Linked DNA regions of Homo sapiens: region 2 is linked to region 1. A link is a loop called in an ENCODE intact Hi-C map of the cell type or tissue named here. Cell type or tissue: OCI-LY7. All regions are shown on one strand.

Evidence for each region. Peaks named below come from ENCODE experiments on the same cell type or tissue, not always from the same donor. Only the 100,000 strongest peaks of a DNase experiment are listed, where the experiment ranks them.
Region 2: a loop joins it to region 1, with 2.2 times the contacts of the local background. A loop is called at or near these places in 12 of 110 quality-filtered maps.

Annotation. Positions count from the first base shown.
Region 1 is chr5:153,824,490-153,832,489 of GRCh38, forward strand. No RefSeq gene overlaps it. Among named protein-coding and RNA genes, the nearest start is that of LINC01861, 70 kb to the right of the region's middle. RefSeq lists an enhancer at 310-850. In OCI-LY7, CTCF peaks have their summits at 3,165 (motif pointing right) and 3,364; DNase peaks (open chromatin) are centred at 522, 2,292, 3,172 and 7,672; H3K4me3 peaks cover 1,281 bases; H3K27ac peaks cover 3,052 bases.
Region 2 is chr5:153,960,454-153,968,453 of GRCh38, forward strand. The region is part of intron 1 of LOC107986464 (a long non-coding RNA gene); the gene reads right to left. Among named protein-coding and RNA genes, the nearest start is that of LINC01861, 65 kb to the left of the region's middle. RefSeq lists an enhancer at 1-112. In OCI-LY7, CTCF peaks have their summits at 4,765 (motif pointing left) and 4,977; a DNase peak (open chromatin) is centred at 4,778.

The sequences.
Region 1 (8,000 bases):
GAATAATGACCTTGTAAACTAACTCATGGTCCATTTTTCAAAAATATGGATTTACAATAAAAACCAGTTATTTATCTTCATTTTTCTCCCATACCCACTGAAGAGAGAGCTGCAGCAAGGCCAGTTTGCAAAATATTTTCTGCACATCTAGCCTCATTCTAGTCTCACAATAACTTTATGAGGGCAAAGGGTGGGCACCAACATCCCCATTTTACAGATGAGGAAACACAGGCTCGGAGGGATTTAATGGGTTGCCCAAGGCCAACCCAGAACTTTTAACTACAGCTCCAGAAATCTTCCCACTCCACTCTCTCACCAAGCCCAGCACATATTCAGTACTCAATAAATTAATGAATTAATAGTAGATGACTTAATGCAAGGACTATATCTCAGAAGGATTGTGCTTTCAAATTCTCTACATGTAGCGCTTTCCTTGCTGCAGAAAACGAAGACTCATTAAATGGTCAAATCTGCAGAAGCCCTTCCCCCTATTCCCCTGAGAGAGGTGTCAGCAGTGCCATTTCCTTTCAACTTGGCCTTCCCCACCCCCACAGAGTGTGATCAGCCCACCTGCAGGCGCGTTCATTTGCTCTTTTCTCATCTATCCTACAGCTTTCTCCTGTCCCACTGGCTAGCACACTGCCGAAGCTCACACTTTCCCTTGCCCCCTGCCTCTCTGGCAGCAGCATGAGTCATCTCTGCCCATCCCTCTCTCAATCCAGCCCAGTAGGACCGACAGTGGCAAGAAGCATATGTGGAATTCAAGCCAGAAGATCACAGGAGACTTGCTGCCCCAACCCCACAGAAATGACTTCCTGCTGCACTAATCTTATTATGAACGTGAAGCCATGCCTGTGCCAGGGAGGGAAAGGTGAAGAGAGACCGCATATGCCCAGGATTTAGGATTACCATTTTCTTCATCTTGGGTTAATCATACACAAGTTCCCAGAATCTTGAACTCTCACAATTACAACAGCTGGAGGGTCACTATCTTAACATGCCTCTTGCTTGCATTCTTCCAGGAACATGCATACTCACCAACCTCCTTCAGGTAACTGGGTTCACATATAGCCTGCTCAGACTTTTTTAAGATAAACATCTCCACAATGTTCAGTAATACCTTGTGTAGCCAGGTATGGTGGTTCGCATCTGTAATTCCAGCTACTCAAGAGGCTGAGGAAAGAGGATCACTTGAGCCCAGGAGTTCAAGACCAGAACTGAGCCACCCCCATCTCTAAAAAAATAACAAGACCCCATCTCTAAAAAATTTTTTAATAGTAGTAATACATCATGTGACATGATTTCCTCATTCTCCAGGGTCATGTTAAGGGTCAGCTAAGGCTATATGTGTGTATGTATGTATGTCTCTGTATTGTACAGGCAAGAATATTTGTAATCTGCAGCATGCTATACTGGTTGTAAGGTAGCATTATTGTTATTATTATTTCCATAGTTTGGGTTCCTCCTCTGCATTCTAGTGATGCTTCAGTTTGTCACTTTACCCCAAGGTAACCCCCAGATATCTCAACATCACCAACTCCCTCATCTTCAAAAAGAGAAAGAAGACAGCAGCTCATATTTAATGAGCACAGTGTTAATTAAGCACTTTGTATCACTATGGCATTTGATCCTCTTAAGAACCCTGTGCTGGCCGGGCACAGTGGCTCACGCCTGTAGTCCCAGCACTTTGGGAGGCCAAGATGGGCGGATCACGAGGTCTAGAGATCAAGACCATCCTGGCTAAGACGGTGAAACCCCATCTCTACTAAAAATACAAAAAATTAGCCGGGCATGGTGGTGGGCGCCTATAGTCCCAGCTACTCAGGAGGCTGAGGCAGAGAATGGCGTGAAGGTGGAGCTTGCAGTGAGCCACGATCGCACCACTGCACTCCAGCCTGTGTGATAGAATGAGACTCTGTGTCAAAAAAAAAAAAAAAAAAAAAAGAGAGACTGTGATTATCCTCATGTTACAGATGAAGAAACTAAGGCCAAGAGTAAACAAGTAACTTGCACAAGATTGAAAATTATAAAAGGTAGAGTTAAAATCTGGGTCCAAATCTGTGGGACTCCAGCTCCTGACCCTCTAACCATGAGACTACAGGGTTTTGGAAGTCACCCAATGTGAGAGGCCATCATCTGCTCTGTTCTGTTCATTCATTAGGAATTCGATACTTTGGGGAAAGGGTCCCTGTCCTCAAAGAGGAAGTGGTCTAGGAAATGGAGCAAGAAAAAAGCAGGTGGTGTGGTAGCAGGTGCCTCTGTCACTGTCATTCTCAGAGGTTGGAGCTCAGTCAGGACACAGAGTGCTGAGGAAGCCCCACATCTGCACTTTGCCTGGATGTTTTGTTAAGCAGGTGGAAGTTGGTGGTCAGGAAGACCTGGCTCCACCCTCCTGAGTCCCAGCTCTTCTCCAGGGCCATTGATGAAGTCATTCTTGAAGGAGGGGCCCACGAAAATCTCAAAAATTACAAAGCACAAGCTCTGGAAAAGGTCTTCATGTTTGGGGATGAGCCGAAAGCAGGACAGCATGCTAGCTAAGAGTGGAGAATATGGAGTCTTGCCTTCAAATCCTGGCAGTTGGATAACACTGAGAAGTTAGTTAACCTTTCCAAGCCTCTGCTCTCTCATCTATGAAACGGGTATGACAATGCTTACCACAAAGGGTTGACTAAATGACCTCAAGAATATAAAGCTCTTTGCACAATGCCTGGCATACTCTAAATCTCATATCTAGTCAATGTTAGTTATGATGGAAAAGAAGGAGTTAAGTAGCTCAGTGTGGCTTTTCATTCTCAAAAAGCCATTTTATTTTGAATTCAAGGGAAAAAAGAGAAATGTTTCTCAAAACTTCAAACCTTTCTTAATTTTATTCAACTGGCTCTCATGCAAAAACAAACAAATGAAAGCTATTTAGCTCTTGTTTTGTCCAAATCCTTATTTCACAAATAAGGAACCGGGTCCCAAAGAAGAAAAAGAACTTGTCCAATGTCTCAGGCTAAGTTGCTGGCAGAGAGTCCAGAATTCCAACAGCCTCCCATGACATTTGTTTCCAAGGCCCAAGATCCTTGAGAGGAATTGTGAGAAGAGAGGAAGGCAATAAATACGCCGCCCTGCAACAGCTGAGACAGTTTGAGCTGACTTCACAGGCTGATTCTGCATCTAACAAAGCACCACCCACAGAGGGCACCACTTACGCAGATACCAGGGTTCAGGATGCCCAAACTGTTTTCTTTCCTCCTGGACCATTTAGACTAGCATCAAGGGAAGTTAACATCAAGCCCCCAAATGGCATAAATATCTGTGCTTAGAATCAAAACCTAAAAGAAGTGATATTGTGGTCAATCCAGGACTAAAATCCAGACCTCCTAAACATTCCAATTAGGGACTTACCAACCCACCCAGATGGCTGTTCTCATTTTCATTACTGTGTGACAAACTTGCACCAAAACTCAGTGAAGTAGCCAAATTCTGTGGGTCCAGAAGTGGACAGAGCATGGCAGGGACATCTCTTCTCTGTGCCACAGTGTCTGGGACTGAGGTGGGAAGACTCAAAGTTTCACAAGCATGACTCATACACACACACAGGAATTTTCTAGAGGTTTCTTTGCCCTCCTGTCTGGTACCTGCATTGGGATGAAGTGAAGATTTGGTCTGCCATTTACCCTGCATGTGGCCTCTCCACATGACTTGGGCTTCCTCACAGCATGGCAGTTCCTAGGTAGTCACAGCAGTTCAGGCTCCAAGCAAGGGTACTCCCATGAACAAGGAATACTTTTTATGACCCACCCTCAAATGGGTGGCAACACTTAGCACATGGCATAGCTTCCATCATACTTTACTGGTCAAAGCAGTTACAAGCTCACCTAGATTCAAGGTAAGGGGATGCAGATGCCACATCTCAATAGGAGTGTCATCAAATTCGCAGGCATTTTTTTAGAGTGTAGCTGCCCCTTGCATGTGTATATCACCAGCCTAAAAATGCCCTTTCAGCTCTGCAAGCTCAGTTCCATATTTTATAGCTCCTCCATCCTCAACCCTACAAATAAAGCAGGAACACTGTGCTTAAACAAAATAACATTTTATCTGAGTCCTGACCCTTGACTGGGGCTCCCTGGCAGGACTCTGGTTAGGGTGGCCACTTACTTCCATGATATTGTTCATTCATACCTTTTATTCTGTCTCCTAATCTACCCCACTGCTAAGACGTTTCAGTTCTATTTCAAAATATATCTGGAGTCCTTCCACTTCTCCCCACCCCCACTGATGACAGCCTTATCAGAGCACATCACTCTCCTGCTATCTTTCATCAACTTCTGCTGCTCTTAGAGTGGAATCTAACTTTTGGTCCCCCAAGAGCATTAGTGTGCAGGACCTGGCCCTGCCTACCCTCTGAGCTCACTCATCTCACTCTCCTTCTGGCTTATTGTTTTCCAGCCTCACCAACCTCCTCTCTCTTCCTCCAAGCCATCTCCAGGCCCTTGCACTTGCCCCTCCTCCTGGAATGCCCTTTCTGCAGCTATTTGCACACCTGCTCATTCTGATCCTTCGAATGTCAGCTCAAATGTCTCCTCTTCGGAAAGGCTTCTCTGAGCACCCTCTCCATACACCTTTGGTCCCTTCATGCCAGTCATCATAATCTGTAATGAATATGACATCTTTATCTTTGTGTTTGTTTTCTGATGAGTGCAGGGACCTTGTTTTCTTGTTCCCTGCTCTGCCCCTTGCACCCAGAATCCTCTCTGGTCCACAGCATGTGCTCAATAAGTATCTGTGAAATGAATGAGCCAGATGTAATGCTGCATAGCTTGTGGGAGCAGAAGAAATTGAGTCCATAAGTTTATTTATTCTTAAAAAGCAAATTACAGCAGTCCCCTATACTTGCTGGTGATTCCACCGGTCAACAAAGAATGTGCTTTATAAAACAAAATAGAAAGAATTGAAGAATGTTAGTGCCTTGATAGGGCCCTCAGAGATCATTTAATTTCTCATTTTGTAAATGAGAAAACCAGAACCCAGAGAGGTTGTGGGATTTTACCCAAGATCATAACCATTTCTTCATAGCACAATCTTTCTTAGTATTTAATTTCTTTAATTAAACAAGCAATTGTCCACTGAAAAAAAATGAAAACTATATAGAAATGTCTCGTAAAGATTGGACCTCCCCCGTTCTCACTCCATACTCCAGGAGGGACCGCTGTTTCTACTTCGAAGAGAATCCTTTCAGGCCCCTTTGTGTGTGATTAAAAACACATATGTGCATACTTACGCATCTAAATCTTTGCCGTAACACTTCACTATCTTGAAAATTACCTTAGACTTAGAAATAAAAAGACTTCTTTATGAATGCATTATTTTAATTACCACCAGCTGCAGTGGTTTCAAGGAAAGGGATTCCAGTGTGTGCTACTCAGTAACTGAGGGAAGAAAGCCCATGGGGCATTTGGCTGGTAGGAGGACTCTGTGGGATTGACCACCCAGGAGCCACGGTTGGGGGTGGAGGGGTGGGGGGGAAGGTTGGGGAGGGGATGCAAATGAACTTTGCTCTCCTCGACCACTCAGGACCTGCTGATTTGGGTGGTAGGTGAGATTCTAAACTTTCCTGATGAATAAGTGCTGACTGATCCATAAAGAATGATTAGACAGCTGAATAATCTCCTATATGCTTCATTGTAGGATTCAAAACTAGAAAAAGGAAACTTTTCTAAGGGAAAGTGCTGAAGAGAACCAGGAAAAGGGAGGTAGAAGAGTTCAACAATTAACAATGGGAAGGCAGGAGTCAGACAGGCTGGGTTCAAATCTTGAGAGCCTCGCTGAAGCTTGGTTTTCCCATCGGTAAACTGGGGATGACAGAAGTACTAATGGCACTGGGTACATATGTACCACCCAAGCATGGGGGATACTTTTATTTTTAATTTTCACTCATTTATTTATTTATTTTTGAGATGGTGTTTCACTCTGTCGCCCAGGCTGGCATGCAATGGTACAATCTTGGCTCACTGCAACCTCCACCTCCCAGGTTCCAGCGATTCTCCTGCCTCAGCCTCCCAAGTACCTGGGACTACACACACATGCCACCACGCCTGGCTAATTTTTGTATTTTTAGTAGAGACGGGGTTTCATCATGTTGGCCAGGCTAGTCTCGAGCTCCTGACTTCAAGTGATCCAATGGTGGCTACTTTTAAAGTGAACAGATGGTAATGACTGTGCTGGGTGCCTTCCATGTTACATTTCATTAATCAGATGAAACAGAAATTGAACTTGGTCAGGAATCTCAATGATCCAAGATCTTTAAAAAATAAAAGTTGTTCATTATACCAGGCTGAAGAGGGCAGTGGGATGAGGAAGTGGCATAACAAAACTTGTATTCTTGTTCTCTGCAACAAGAAGACTGTGGAGAAACCTCATGCCCAGCCTCTCTAAGTCCAAGTTAGCCCATCTGTGGATAATAATACTTGCCCTACCCCTAAGGATCATGTAGTATATGGGATGCTGTGGTGTATTGCAACTGACACAGTATAGATCTCACTAAATAGAGAAGGTGTGAATGAATTAATACATGGATAAATGGAAAGACATGGGATGTGGAAAGAGTCGTCCAGGCTGTGAGGTTACCTACTAAATAGCCTTGTGAGTCACTCTCTCACACCCAAGTTTTCTCATCTATGATTTGAGATGTTGATTCTTATCAACTATAAGACATACATTTTTCACTTTGTTAGCATCTCCTATAGGGATGGTGGAGAAGCTCAGCCCTGGGGAAAAATATCCATGAGGCAAAGTGAGTGCAGTGCCTAGGACCCATAATACTTTTAGGAACCCACAAAGTGTGTTTAGTTTATTTCAAAATAAGAAGAAAAAGATAAACTTTTAGGTCAAAAAATCTTGTAATATATAATATTAGTAAGTTAATCTGTATACCAATAGTCATAAAAAGTAATTTTAAATATTTTCTCTGGAAGGGAACCACAAAAGTCATAACACAACCCTGGCTCAGCCCTCCACCTAGCCCAAGGTGATAACCTTGGAAACCTTTTATTGAGACCCTAGCACTTCATAGTACACTACCTAAGAATCACCACACTCTCCTAAGGGTTGTTAGATAAAAGAAGGAGGTAACTTGGTTTGAGTGTCCTCAAGGAGTAGAACACAGACAACTATCAAAGATGCTGCAGAGGAAAGTCCTTGAGTGAAGGTCAGTTTGCATCCCCTTCTAATGCCAATAGCTTATGATCATCAATCAATATTCAATTTGTGTCTTCCTGACTTTCAAACACATATCCTGATATTTCTCCAACTAGATGTTCCTTCTGCAATGAAGGTGAGATGGCAGAGAACCCAACATGAGGTTGAATTATTCCGAGCAAACGTCCCTGGCCTCATGTGTCAATTAAAAGCCATTGAATTTTAGGTCCCCCTCACCTCTGAAATTCTTAAACAAGAAAGATATAAAAAGGAAATAAACTATATGAAGGTGTAGATAATAAATGGTTACATTTTGCAGCAGTGTTCTTACATTTAGAAAACACCAAATCTTTTATGCTAGATTTGTTTCTTTTTTTAATGGTAGAGATTTTAAGCTGCTCAATAAAGTCCATTTTCTCTTCTTCCTAAAAGTCCATTTTCTCTTCTTCCTAAGTACACAACTGGACTACATTTCCCAGCAGCCCTTAGATGTGGCCACATGACTGAGTTTAGCCAATGAGAGATGAGCAGAAAAAGATAAGCGCCACTTCCAGACCTAAACCGTAAAAAAAGCCCCATGCATGGTACTTAATGCTCTTTTTCTCATACAGCTAATGATTGGTTGACAGCATGAAGCAGCAACCCCCACCCATCAGAACTTCTTTTGACTGTTATGTAAGCCAGAAATTATTTTGTTGAGCCATTACATGTTTGGATTTATTTATTTATTGCTGTGATATGGCCTGCCCTAGTTATACAAGCCCTAAACTCAAATTTAACTTTCTTTTAAAACATACGATGAAAAATCAGGTATTAAT
Region 2 (8,000 bases), 140 kb after region 1:
CCCCTCTCACCCCTGTCCTCAGCCCTGCACAGCCAGGCCTTTCTCCTTTCACACCTGTCCTTAGCCCTGTGCCCCATGCCCAGCGTGTGCCTGATTGTCCTGGCTCTGGCCTTACCAACACAAGGGGCTAATGTCCCCACCTGTAACCAGAAAGAAGGAAAGAGCCCAAGGCCCCAAGAGGGTTGCAAAGGCTGCCAACCCCATGTGAGTGCCCGGCAGCCTCTATTGCCAAATCACCAGGGAACACAGACAAATGCCACCCCCGCCCCTTGAGTTGGTGAGAGCTATTTCCCACCACATCCTGTCCTCCCACCCACAATCTGCAAACCAGCATGTGTGCCTCCATTTCACTAATTGCAGGCTGACTGATGGGGCTGTAACAGCATTCTGGCTTCTGGGTACAGGCAATCAGAAGCCAGGCTGGAGCCTCGGCAAGGTACTGCCTGGACCCGAATGGGAGCTGACACCTCCCCAGTTCCATGAGCCCTGGGGCCCTTTACCACATAGACTAGAACTGATCCTAACATCTTCCCCAGCTCTGGAGCTCAGCTCCTAAATTCCCCGGGAAGGGACTTCCTGTTAGAACAAGGCTATCAATCTTCCGACCTCACCAGGCCTCTTCTGACAATCCAGAGACAGCTGAGATTCCAGCTGTGGGGGAGGTGGGAGGGAGATCATATGACCTTCTTCATTGATTAGTCAGATAAAGTGGTGCCCCCGCCTTGATGCCTGCTTCCAGGCTGAAATTGATGTGCAAATTCTGGGGTTTGTTCATGAGTTCAACAGTTGCAACAAACACTGCTGACATGGATTGAGTGGTTACAGGGCACTAGGTGCTCTCCATATATTAGTTCATTTAATTATCACAGCAGCCTTATGAGATTGGCATTCACATCTGCTTTTTATAGATAAGGAAACTGAGGCACAGAGCAGTTAAGTAACAGTCTTAAAGTCACATGGTCTCTTAGTCCATTTGGGCTGCTATAACAAAACACTGAGTTGCTTATCAAAAACAGAGATTTCTTTTTTATTTTTTTTTATTATACTTTAAAGTTTTAGGGCACATGTGCACAATGTGCAGGTTAGTTACATATATACATGTGCCATGTTGGTGTGCTGCACCCATTAACTCATCATTTAACATTAGGTATATCTCCTAATGTTATCCCTCCCCCGTCCCCCCACCCCACAACAGGCCCCAGAGTGTGATGTTCTCCTTCCTGTGTCCATGTGTTCTCATTGTTCAATTCCCACCTATGAGTGAGAACATGCGGTGTTTGGTTTTTTGTGATAGTTTGCTGAGAATGATGGTTTCCAGCTTCATCCATGTCCCTACAAAGGACATGAACTCATCCTTTTTTATGGCTGCATAGTATTCCATGGTGTATATCTGCCACATTTTCTTAATCCAGTCTATCATTGTTGGACATTTGGGTTGGTTCCAAGTCTTTGCTATTGTGAAGAGTGCTGCAATAAACATACGTGTGCATGTGTCTTTATAGCAGCATGATTTATAATTTTACTTTGGAGTTCTGGGATACATGTGCTGAACGTGCAGATTTGTTACATAGGTATACATGTGCCATGGTGGTTTGCTGCACCTATCAACCCATCATCTAGGTTTTAAGCCCCAAATGCATTAGGTATTTGTCCTAGTGCTCTCCCTCCCCTTTCCCCCAACCCGCTAACAGGCCCAGTGTGTGATGTTCCCTTCCCTGTGTCCATGTGTTCTCATTGTTCAACTCCCACTTATGAATGAGAACATGCGGTGTTTGGTTTTCTGTTCCTGTGTTAGTTTGCTGAGAATGATGGCTTCCCGCTTCATCCATGTCCCTGCAAAGGACATGAACTCATTTTTCTTATGGTTTCATAGTATTCCATGGTGTATATATGCCACATTTTCTTTATCCAGTCTATCATTGATGGGCATTTGGGTTGGTTCCAAGTCTTTGCTATTGTAAATAGTGTTGCAGTAAACACACATACGCATGTGTCTTTATAGCAGAATGATTTATAATCCTTTGAGTATGTACCCAGTAATGGGATTGCTGTGTCAAATGATATTTCTGGTTCTAGATCCTGGATGAATTGCCACACTGTCTTCCACTATGGTTGAACTAATATACACTCCCACCAACAGTGTAAAAGCATTCCTATTTCCCCCACATCCTCTCCAGCATCAACAACAGAGATTTCTTTCTCACAGTTCTCATGGCTAAGAAGTCCAAGACCAAGACATCAGCAAATTCAGTGTGTGGTGAAGGCCAGCTTCCTGATTCATAGACACCCGACTTCTTGCTGTGTCTTCCTCACATGAGGAAGAGAAGACAAGAGGGATCTCTCTGGAGCCTCTTTTATAAGAGTTTTCATCCCATCCATGAGGGCTCAGCCCTCGTAAACCAATTACCTACCCAAAACCCCACAAGTATTCTCACATTGGGGATTAAGTTTTAATATGTGGATTTTGGGGGGACACAAACATTCTGTCTACAGCATATGGCTGATAAGTGACAGAATTGGTATCTAAATCCAGGCAGTCTGGTTCCAAAGCCTATACCCTTAACTGCTACCTTGTACTTATCGAAAATCTACTCTAGGTATTGCAGGCGTATATTAATTCACATGGAGACATCCTACTCATTGTTATTATTATTGATCTATTATTGAATGAAAAAGAAGTGGCAACAGAATGTATAAGTTTGATCCTTTTGGGAGAAAAAATATATATGAATATATCATTGCAACAGCTAGAACATAAAAAGTAATGTAATGTGACAAGGTGGTGGAGGAGGGTGGCTACAAGTTTACACTTGAGAGTCAGACAGACCTCAGCTGAATCCAGGAAGCCCCAGTCTCTCCCTGTGTAACTATGTCCAGCAATCACTTGTCCTCACTAAGCCTCAGTTTCCTCATCTGTAAATGAGAGGCTGAACCTAAAATCATCAGTGTACAGATCAAACACAAAAGACCATCTAGTATGTTATTCCATTTATATGAAATGTCCAGAAAAGGAAAACTGCAGAGACAGAAAGTAGATTAGTGGCCACCTGGGGCTGAGGGTAGGAACTAGGATTAACTGTAAATGAGCCTAAGGGGTTTTACTGCGATGATAGAAATATTCTAAAACTGGACTATGCTGATGGTTGCACAACTTTTTAAACTCACTAAAAAAACTCTGAATTGAAATGATTAAGGAATTAAAATGGATGGACTTCATATATGGAAATTACACCTCAATAAACTTCTAAAAAATTATGTAAAACTGCTATTACATAGTAGGCCCTCAACAAATAGAGGTGGTTATTACCATTACAATTGTTAATGGAACTATTAACAGGTTTAGAAAGTGGTATTCCCAATAAATTAAAACATTTTTGCTTATGCTTATCTGTAATTTTTACACTTGTACAAGAAATGTATTTCTTATACAATAAAAAGAGAAAGGGAAAAAATCAATTCCATTAAAATATCATGGAAGGAAAGGATCCTATTATCATGGGAATGATTTTAATTTTCCTCCCTTAGCTTATTTTCCATTTTGCAACAATGAATGTGTACTGCTTGGATAAAATAATGGATTATAGTTTTTCATAAATAGTTTATTTTATATTCCATCTTTTGCTAGACACCAGGCAGCATATAAGGTGTTCTGAGAGGTTGCCCCCTAGGGTCTTGCCGTCTAGAGTGGAGGCAGGAGAGATAAATGGCCGATCTGGAAAGTTGGAGAACAAGTAGTTCATGCTAAGAAACCAAATGAGTTGCCCCCAGAAAGGCTAGCGGACCCCAAAGAGGAGGAATGCGCTGGCTCAGGGCCACCCATGCTCTCCTGCGGCAAGCCTGGAGCAGGGCCTCGGGAGAAAGCCAAAGAGGAGGAATGTCTACATACTCATAAATATGAATTGAGCACTACCTCCATGCCAGACCCTGCGAGGAGCTGGCGATGCATGGTGACAGGACTGACAAGGTCCCTGCTCTGCGATGCCACACCCCCCGGGCATGGAGGGGTGTCGAGACCCTGCCGCTTCAGCTTGGCTCTGAGCACAGCATGCACCAATTATCCTTTGTCTGGTCGATGTGCTGGTGCCTGGGGAGGGTGGGGAGGTGGGGAGCCTCCCCAGGGATTCCCTGCTGCCCAAGCCCTCATCCACAGCTGGGCAAGGGCAAGAATTAGAGAAGGCCCAGAATTACAACAAGTCCTGGGTTCTCATCCTGGCACTTGGTTCCACAGGAGTAAATCCCTTCCTTGCCGAGACGTCAGTTTCCTCATCTGCATAAAAGAGAGTGTAATGGTCACGCGCCTCCGCAGATCTGTAGCCAGAGCTTCTAGGTTCAAGCCTGGCTCTGCCACATACCCAGCAACTTGACCTTGGCCAACTTTCTTAGCCTCTGAAAGCTCCAGTTTCCTCTTCTGAGAAAACGGGTGAATTGCTAGCACCTAACCCAGGGAGGTTTGTGGGGATGGGGAGGACTGAACAAGGTAAAGCATAGAAAGCTCGGAACAGGGTGCCAAGCATATACTTGGCAAATGTAAACTACAGCTGCAGCTTACTTCCAAATCTACCACCGGATGGCTCTAGGGGATTCGGAATTCCTGGGGCATCCCAACCTGGAAGATTGTGAGGTAACAGCACCAGCTTAGCAAAAACATATCTAAAAGGATAGCTAGAATTTGGGAGGGACGGAGGGGCTATAAAACCGGGAGAGGAAAACAAATGATTACGTTCCTCCCATTAGCTTTGCACGCCCCTTACCCACATACTCAGTCCAGGGCTGACACCTGCTGGCTGAAGAGGAGCATTGCAAAGAAAAGAGACCTTTCCCACTGGCTGGGGGATCTGAAAGTAATGTTTAACCCCAGAGAGAAAAGACAGGTAGGAGCCTTAGATATGAGGATGAAGGGGCCTGGGATGTTTGCACTGGAAAGGTTTAGGTAGAAGGAATTTAGGCTGCCCTGGAGCTATGAGACCCAAGTTCAAATCCCAGCTTTTCTACTTACCAGCTGTGAGACTGGATAAACCATTTAACCTCCCCAGGCCTCAGTTTGCTTATATATGAAACGGGAATAGTAGTGTCTCATTCTATGGTGAAAATGCACATAAAGTGCCCGACAGAGTTGGTGACTCCGTAAAGGTTACTTTTCCCTCTGGATGTCTCCACCTCACTCCTGGGATCTCAAAGGTGAAGTACTTTGCAGGGGTCCTCAAACTTATTTATGTCACCATCCCCAAGTGCCTATCAAAAACACAAATGCTCAGGCTCCCCTGATGTTGCTGTGGATCAGCTCTCTAGGGATGACAGCCTAGGTGTCTGTGTTGTACCAAACTCCCAATCCTTATGCCCCTCCAAGTTTGAGAGCCTCCAGAATCGTGTGAGAGCACCAGGCTAGGAGTCTAGCTTTGTCTCTCCCAGGGGCATTCCCTTGGCCTGTCTCCATTTACCCACCCACTAAATGTGGCCAGGAGTCCTGCCTGGCATGCTTCTCAACAGGGAGGGTGCTTTGGAAACTGTGATGCTAATGCTGAAATGAAAAAGCAGGAGTGTCCAGAATAGTAAGGTACTTGCCCTCATGGGGTCTCTCCTTGAGAATGAGCTTAGGAGATGAAGCCACTAAAGTCAGGGTGGAGATGGAGGGAGATGATGGAGAGAAGAGGGGAAGCTGGCATAGCTCCTTCAGGGCATCCAGGGGCTGGCTGTGCAGGAATGGATGATCAGGAGCTGGTCACCCATGAGCTGTGTGACCCATCCCAGCAAGAAGAGGCAGGCAGCAAGGAGAGAATTCCAGCTGTGGGACCCACAGGAGCCCCCACAGTAGAAGCCCGTGGGGAGAGTGAGAAAGAATCCTGGCTGTGCCTAGAGCGGCAGCCCCTCCACTCCCCTGGGCCCCTCCCAGGTTGCCTTCCTCTCCCCTCCTGGGTGCCTATAACCTGGCTAGACTCACAACCTCTACACCCTGGAGGCAGATGGGGTCTTTGTTTTGTGTGTGTGTGTGGACAGTAAAATCAAGGCTTGGAGAAGAGAAAGGAGTCCCTTGCCCAACTTCTTAATGAATCCTCAGCCCAAACCTCCCTAAATTTTCATGACAATAACAGAGGAGGCTGGTCAAGGATTATTATTTCTGTCACACAGAGGAGAAATTCAGATCAGAGATGACATGTAATTTATCCAAGAACACACAGGAGAGTTGAGCCTCAGACTAGGCTATCATTACTACCATGCCGCACATACTCATTCCTGCTGCAGATAAAAGATTGGGCCAGTGACCCCCTGGGTCACTTCCAACTCTATATTTTCTAATTCCAGAACTGCAATCTATTCTTTCAAATTTATGTCTTTCTGGTTCCCCCAATGAACCATCAGCTCGAACCAAAATGGCCTCTTCTTGATTCCCTAAACAAACCTGAGACTTCCCACTTATTTTTCTGTTCCAAACCTCCCCTCACCACACCCAACCACACCCTCATTCTTCCATATTTGTGAACATTCTCCAGTCCTTCAAAGCCCAGCTCAATTCTCACCTGCTCCAGGAAACCTTCTCTAATCCCCCCAGTGAAAAAATAATATCGACTTGTGTGAACAGGGAAATGGAATCAGAAATACAAGCTATTTAATAAGCATCCCTACCTGGCGCTGTGCTATGAAACACATATACATGTATTATACGCCTTCTATACATGTACATTATTTGCAGTACAGTTAACCCTTGAACAACGTGGGTGTTAGGGAGCCAACCCCAGGAACAGTCAAAAATCTCTGTCTAACTTTTGACTTCCCCCAAAACTTAACTGCTAATACCCTACTGTTCACTAGAAGCCATACGGATAACATAAACAGTCTATTAATACTTTTTTTTTTTTTTAGATGGAGTCTCTCTCTGTCACCCAGGCTGGAGTAATTGGCACGATCTCGGCTCTCTGTAACCTCTGTCTCCCGGGTTCAAGCGGTTCTCCTGCCTCACCCTCCCAAGTAGCTGGGACTACAGGTGTGTGCCACCACGCCCAGCTAATTTTTGTATTTTTAGTAGAGACAAGGTTTCACCATGTTGGTCAGGCTGGTCTCGAACTCCTGACCTCATGATCCGACTGCCTCATCCTCCCAAAGTGCTGAGATTACAGGCAGGAGCCACCATGCCTGGCCAATTAATACACATTTTTATGTATTACATGTATTATATACTGTACTCTTACCCTAAAGTGAGCTAAGGAAGAAAAAAATATATTTACTACTTATTATGTGGAAGCTGATCATCATAAAAGTCTTTATCCTCATCTTCACATTGAGTAGGAGGAGGAGGAGGAGGAAGAGGGACTGGTCTTGCTGTCTAAGAGGTGGCGGAGGTAAAAGAACATCTGAGTGTAAGTGGACCCGCACAGTTCCAACTCGGAGTGGTGAAGGGTCACTTGTGCATGATGTACATGTGTATATATTATCTCATTTCATCTGCAAAATCTCAACAAATAGTTGAGAACAAAGAGTTAGCCTGTCTTACAGATGTGGAAACCAGATCTCAGAGAGCTTATGTGGCTCACTTAAGGTTATCTGGGAGAGAAAGCCTCAGGAGGAAAATATTAAAACCCAGTGTAGGAGAGGGTTGGGGTGTGACAGGGAGGCAGGTTTCAGAGCAACATGACAAAGAATGTGGAGCAAGCAAGAAACTAAAAATCCTTGAGAACCTGTGGTCAGAAGGCTCCAGGTCTAAAACACCAGGTGGGAGAGTCATTTCCCTCACGCAACAGCAGTGTGTTAATTCACACAGCACCTTCATCTGCTTTATCTCATTTAAAAACAATCATCTTTTTAGATAGACAACATCATCATTCTACAGAGAGAGAATCAAAGGCTTGAGAAAATCCTAACCAAGCTCACACAGTCTGTAGGTGAGACTGGAATATGAAGCAAGCTGGATTTCAGAATCTTTGTTCTTTCTGATACACAACTGTATTATTTACAATATCGCCTAGAAATGTTTGCATAGAAGCCTGCCTCTACTCTTGGTTCACCCT